Regions from separate parts of the Homo sapiens genome. Here region 1 is linked to region 2. Evidence: read pairs that join two places in POLR2A ChIA-PET (ENCODE). Cell type or tissue: PC-3. All regions are shown on one strand. Each heading gives the region's core, and the rest is flanking DNA. Links, peaks and the distances in the headings are about the cores only. Region 1 overlaps RBM47 (RNA binding motif protein 47). Region 2 overlaps RBM47 (RNA binding motif protein 47).

What was found. Peaks named below come from ENCODE experiments on the same cell type or tissue, not always from the same donor. Only the 100,000 strongest peaks of a DNase experiment are listed, where the experiment ranks them.
Region 1: POLR2A ChIA-PET joins it to region 2 with 14 read pairs; 7 of 35 experiments call an interaction of 5 or more read pairs at or near these places.

Annotation. Positions count from the first base shown.
Region 1 is chr4:40,427,809-40,430,726 of GRCh38, forward strand. The region is part of intron 6 of RBM47 (RNA binding motif protein 47); the gene reads right to left. Among named protein-coding and RNA genes, the nearest start is that of RBM47-AS1, 3.1 kb to the left of the region's middle. In PC-3, for the core only: no CTCF peak of the experiment used is centred there; no DNase peak of the experiment used is centred there.
Region 2 is chr4:40,485,126-40,488,043 of GRCh38, forward strand. All of the region lies in intron 2 of RBM47 (RNA binding motif protein 47), which reads right to left. Among named protein-coding and RNA genes, the nearest start is that of MIR4802, 16 kb to the right of the region's middle. In PC-3, for the core only: no CTCF peak of the experiment used is centred there; a DNase peak (open chromatin) is centred at 1,666; H3K27ac peaks cover 1,580 bases.

The DNA of each region.
Region 1 (2,918 bases), core at 174-2,673, 57 kb before region 2:
CCTAAGATTACTTTTTAAAACTATAATCAAATAGTAATTATAATTTATAATAATTTTAATTTATAATTATAATGATAATTATAACAATTAATAACTCAGAGGCTGGGTGAGGTGGCTCATGCCTGTAATCCTAGCACTTTGGGAGGTTGAGGTAGGAGGATGGCTTGAGGCCAGGAGTTCGAGACCAGCCTGGGCAACATGGCGAAACCTTGTCTCTGCAAAAGATACAAAACTTAGCCAGCCATGGCGGTGCGTACTCCTGTAGTTCCAGCTACTCAAGAGGCTGAGGTGCAAGGATCACCTGAGCCTGGGAATTCAAAGCTGCAGTGAGCTGGGATCATACCACTGCACTCCAGCCTGGGCAATGGAAGTGAGACCTTGTCTCAAACAAAACAAAACAAAACAAAACAAAACAAAACAAAACAAACCCCCAAACTCAGGCACTATTCTAAGTGCCTTATTTGTATGACAGTATTGAATCATCACAGCCACCAGTAGAGTTGGTACTATGATTATATGGAGTTGTGTGGAAGTGTTAAATGACCTGCACAAAGTGACACAGCTTTTAAGCAATGCAATGTGTGACTCTGGAGCCTGCACTTTTAGCCTTACGTTAACTTGCTTCTTACAACCCTAAACAATGAGTGTCTCATCAGTGACATTTTACAACCAGGGAGAGGAGCTCCAGAACTGGAAAGACTGTGGTTCACAGCAAGACACAAGTCACCTTTTCCACATGTGTGGACGTAGGTTTAATAACCAGTGCAAAAAGGGAGAGGAAATGGCAGGGAAGGCAACATGTGAGAGAGACCTTTCCATGTGCTACAGGACGGCCCAACACCTGGGTTCAGGCTGCCCACTCCAACACCAAGTTTTGCACATAGACATGCACTGGCTTACGGCCTGGAATCAAGAGTAGGTCCCCAAACCCATGGCTTCTCTTTTCATTCATGTGATGTCCCTTTTATGATAGCATTCACCACACTATAAGGACAAAGCATGCAGAGATCAGGCATCTGATCTCCCAATCCCAATTCTACTCCCGGCCAGCAATTCTGTCTCCTTGCTGGGCCTTAATTTTCTTATCTGTAAAATGAGAATATATGGGGAAGCACTTGGTTTTGCTTTCCATGGTTTCAGTTACCCGCGGTCAACTGAAGTCTGAAAATATTAAACTGAAAATTTCAGAAATGAATAACTCATAAGTTTTAAATTGTGCACCCTTCTGAGTAGCTCCATGAAATCTCATGTCATCCCTCTCCATCCTGCCCGGGACACCAATCATCCCTTTGTCCAGGAAAACGACACTGTCTGTGCTCCATGCCCATGTCACTTAATAGCCATCTGGGTTATCAGATTGACCGTCAAGGAACCCTTATTTTACTTAATATCAGCCCCAAAGTGCAAGAGTAGTAATGCTGGCAATTTGGATATGCCAACGAGGAGCACTAAAGGCCTTCCTGTAAATGAAAAGGGGAAAGTTCTCTACTTAATAAGGAAAGAAAAAAAATCCTATGCTGAGGTTGCTAAGAACTACAGTAAGAAAGAAATTTTCTATCTGTGAAATTGTGAAGAAGGAAAAAAAAATTCGTTCATAGTATATTATTAGTTTGGTAATATCTGTGTTTCAGGCATCCACTGGGGGTCTTGGAATGTATCCCCCAAGGATAAGGGGGGACCAGTATACAATTGCATTAATACAGCATCATCAAAGAGCAGGAATAAAGAAAAATGCAATGATGGTAGTGGGAGAAACATTTACCCATCCCTAAAAAGTGCCTCTAGCAGGAGAATCGCTTGAACCCTGGAAGCGGAAGTTGCAGTGAGCTGAGATCCCGCCACTGCACTCCAGCTTGGGTGACAAAGTGAGACTCCATCTCAAAAAAAAAAAAAAAAAAAAAAAAAAAAAGTGCCTCTAATTCAGGTGAAGAGTCCCTGCAGTCTTCCCTCCTGTCAAGGAGGAGCAGTTATCCTTGCTCTAACTATACCAAGAGGTGTTGTTAAATTGGCTAAATAGGAACACCCCTGAGCGCCTACAAGGTAGGGGAGGATGATCGAAGGTAGGGGAGGATAAGCAAAGACTGCAAATAAGAACCCTGATGGTGGCCGGGCGCGGTGGCTCACGCCTGTAATCCCAGCACTTTGGGAGGCTGAGGAGGGCGGATCATGAAGTCAGGAGATCAAGACCATCCTGGCTAACAGGTGAAACCCCGTCTCCACTAAAAAAATACAAAAAATTAGCCAGGCATGGTGGCACGTGCCTGTAGTCCTAGCTACTCAGGAGGCTGAGGCCGGAGAATCGCCTGAACCTGGGAGGCGGAGGTTGCAGTAAGCCGAGATCACGCCACTACACTCCAGCCTGGGCGACAGAGCGAGACACCGTCGCAAAAAACAAACAAACAAACAAACAAACAAACAAACAAAAAAAGACAAAAACAAACAAAAAAAAAACCCTGATGGCAACAGCCAGTGCGGACTGATAGGAGACAGAAATAGTCAGGACATGATTATGGTGCCTGGAATTTGGACCTGACCAGAACTCACAGTGCACATGAAAGACAAGTGTTCATGAATTTCTTACTAAAGGAGAATTAGAAATTATTATCAGAATTCCACTAAGTACTGCTGCTACGCTATAGTAAATATTTACCGTCAGTCCACAAGTATTATAACTATACTTAGTTGTTATTCTACAGTGTCATTTACAACCAATTCCTCTTTTTGTCTTTCAGAGATCCCAAGTTAAAGAATACTTAATGACATACTGAAAGATAAATAAGCTTCAATTAGTCTGCCCTTTCTGAATAATGCAGTCAAGACTAGTGTTCAGAGTGGGCAAAAGCAAGTAAACAGCATCCTACTGTGGAGGGTCACAGGCCTGGCTCTGTTTCAGAATCATTGAGGAGCTGTGCAAAATA
Region 2 (2,918 bases), core at 273-2,772:
TGCTCTCAACCTTTTCTCACCACCCAGTGCACACACACAGAAATTCACTAACATGGGTGCTCAATAATTGTTATTGACAAGAATTCCAAACAGTTGGTCAAATGACTTTTTACTTACAACATGGAGCCATAAGTCATAAGATAATTTAATTTATGAAGAATCAATATGAAATAAAGACTTAAAGCTCAATCTTGTTACCTGTTTGGTGAACAACTCTGGAAAGTCAGGATAAAGGAAAGCCAAGTCGACAGCTGCTTTATCTAAGCAGTAAGAATATGCAGATGGGACCCTCTTCTGTTCTCCTACCATGTTTGTTCCAGGATTCCAATTTGAAATCTGTATGTGCCCCTTGACACCTCAATGCTTTGTCAAGCACCTCATTTCTCTGGCTTTAGTTTTATAGACAAAGAAACCAAATACATGGTGATGGAGCAGCTTATCACAGTATGTTTTTAGAAACACCAATGCTAAAATTACCAGTCCCCAAGTGTCAGGTGAAATTACTATAAGAATTAAGTGAGAATTACTTTGATCTAAAGTATTAATGAAAATGGTAGTGTCAGTCATGATTCTGGATAATTACTCAAATAGACAATTTTAAAAATTGGGACAACACATTAATATGAGAATATACTGTTATAAAGAGAAAATAGGCCGGGTAGGGTGGCTCACTCATGTAATCCTAGCATTTTGGGAGGCTGAGGTGGGCGGATTGCTTGAGTCCAGGAGTTTGAGACCAGCCTGGGCAACATGGCAAAAGGCCATCTGTGTAAAAAAAAAAAAAAAAATACAAACATTAGCTAGGCATGGTGGCATGCGCCTGTAGTCCCAACTACTTGGGGGTGTGAGGTGGGAGAACTGCTTGAGCCCGGAAGCTCCAACTGTAGTGAGCCATATTTGGACCACTGCATTCTAGCTTGGACAACAGAGCAAAACCCTGTTTCAAAAAAAAAAAAAAAAAAAAAAAAAAAAGAGCTTAGTGTGAAGAGTTTAGAAACTAAATACAGTAGCTAAGGAAGAAACTGATTATTTATCTGAATTTCAAATTGAACTAAACATTGGTCCCAATCACTCTTCCTTTTTCCAAGAACTGAGCATTAAATGGAATTTTAAAACATTTATTAAAACAAAATCAAAGACAAACTACAATTAGGAGTGTGTCATTAAAGAGCCAATTTCCTTAATATGCCAGAGTGCTTCCGTATCAACAAAAAAATACAACACAATACATACGAGCAAAGATATCAGCAGGCAGTTTGCAGAAAAACAAGATTCTATGATGAATAAACATGAAAATAGTTCAACTCTATTCAAATCAAACTTTGTCTGATTAAAATAGATAGAAATCGAAACAGTGAGTCCTACTATATCAGCAAAAATTTTTAAATTTGGGCTGGGTGTGGTGGCTCATGCCTGTAATCCCAGTACTTTAGGAGGCCAAAGTGGGTGATGACTTGAGGTCAGGAGTTCGAGACCAGACTGGTCAATATGGTGAAACCCCATCACAGATTTAAATGGAAGTTGTAAAATCTTACCCCCAGTAGAGGATCTTTAGAGGAAATGGGGTGAGGGTTGGGTAGAGGGCACATGGATTGAGCAACCTTGACTGTGATTCCCATAAATTTAGAAGTTCAGGCAGGAGGACTTCCCCCATGTAACTATGATTCAACAGAGCACACATCCTGTTTAATAACAAAGGCATTTATGCAACATTCATTCTATGTCTCTGGGTAATTTATATGTTGCTTGATCTTGGTAATGTGCAAACATTTTTAGCCAGTTCTTAACTGTCAGGTGATCTCTGATTGTTGCTGTTTTCTATAGTTGTTGTCTAGACACTCACAAGGATTCAGGTTTATTTTGGATCCTAAAGTCAAGGCCAGTATTTCTTTAAGACTTACTTAAACTGGAAGAGTCCTAAGATTTCAGTAGCCACAAAAAATTATTCTCTGTGCTCCCCCAAGAGGGACAGACACAATGAGCAACCTTAGGATGGTCAAGGGTCATCTGTTAGCTCTTTTAGACTCAGTGGAGCCTTCATGGGGATTGGCAGATGGAACCGAAAGCAACAAAAAAGACCCCAAAGGAATTGGCATCTTGGGAACTCAGATTTCCTCAAGGACTCCTCCATCTGATGATGTTGGTAATTTCAGCTCTACATCATCATTTCTTTTCTTTTCTTTTTTTAAAGATGGAGTCTCACTCGGTCGCCCAGGCTGGAGTGCAGTGGCGCGATCTCGGCTCACTGCAAACTCCACCTCCCAGGTTCAAGTGATTTTCCTGCCTCCTGAGTAGCTGGGTCTACAGGTGTGCACAACCATGCCCAGCTAATTTTTGTATTTTTTAGTAGAGACAGGGTTTCACCTGGTTAGTCAGGCTGGTCTTGAACTCCTGACCTCAAGTGATCCACCCACCTTGGCCTCCCAAATTGTTGGGATAACAGGCGTCAGCCCCCATGCTTGGCCTCATCATTTCTTTTTTTATCAAAAACCAGACAGTCAACTAGGCACCCCTCTGTGCTCACCTTTCACGTCCTGGCATAACACTTCGTAAGCATAGCTACACAAAGAATAAGAATGGCAAGCCCCAAGTATGAAGAGATAAATCAAATTTAATTGTTATTAATATATTATTGATTATTCACACTAAATTTAGTCTTCCAAAAAAATAAATCTACTTGGATAAAATTCATGTTGATGGATAGACCAAAGAAAGCTGGTTATCAATTTATATGCTAATGAATTTTTCTTACTTTTCCCCTATGTATAGCCTAGTATTTTGTAATTTCTCTGCACCTACAGGGCCAGAGGAGGGAAAAAAACGGAACGCACATCCTTTCTGTTCTTTAGTGAAGCTTTTGATGAAAGGGATTAATAAGAGTTAGGGGTGAGGGAAAGAAAGAAAGAGAGAGAGAGGCT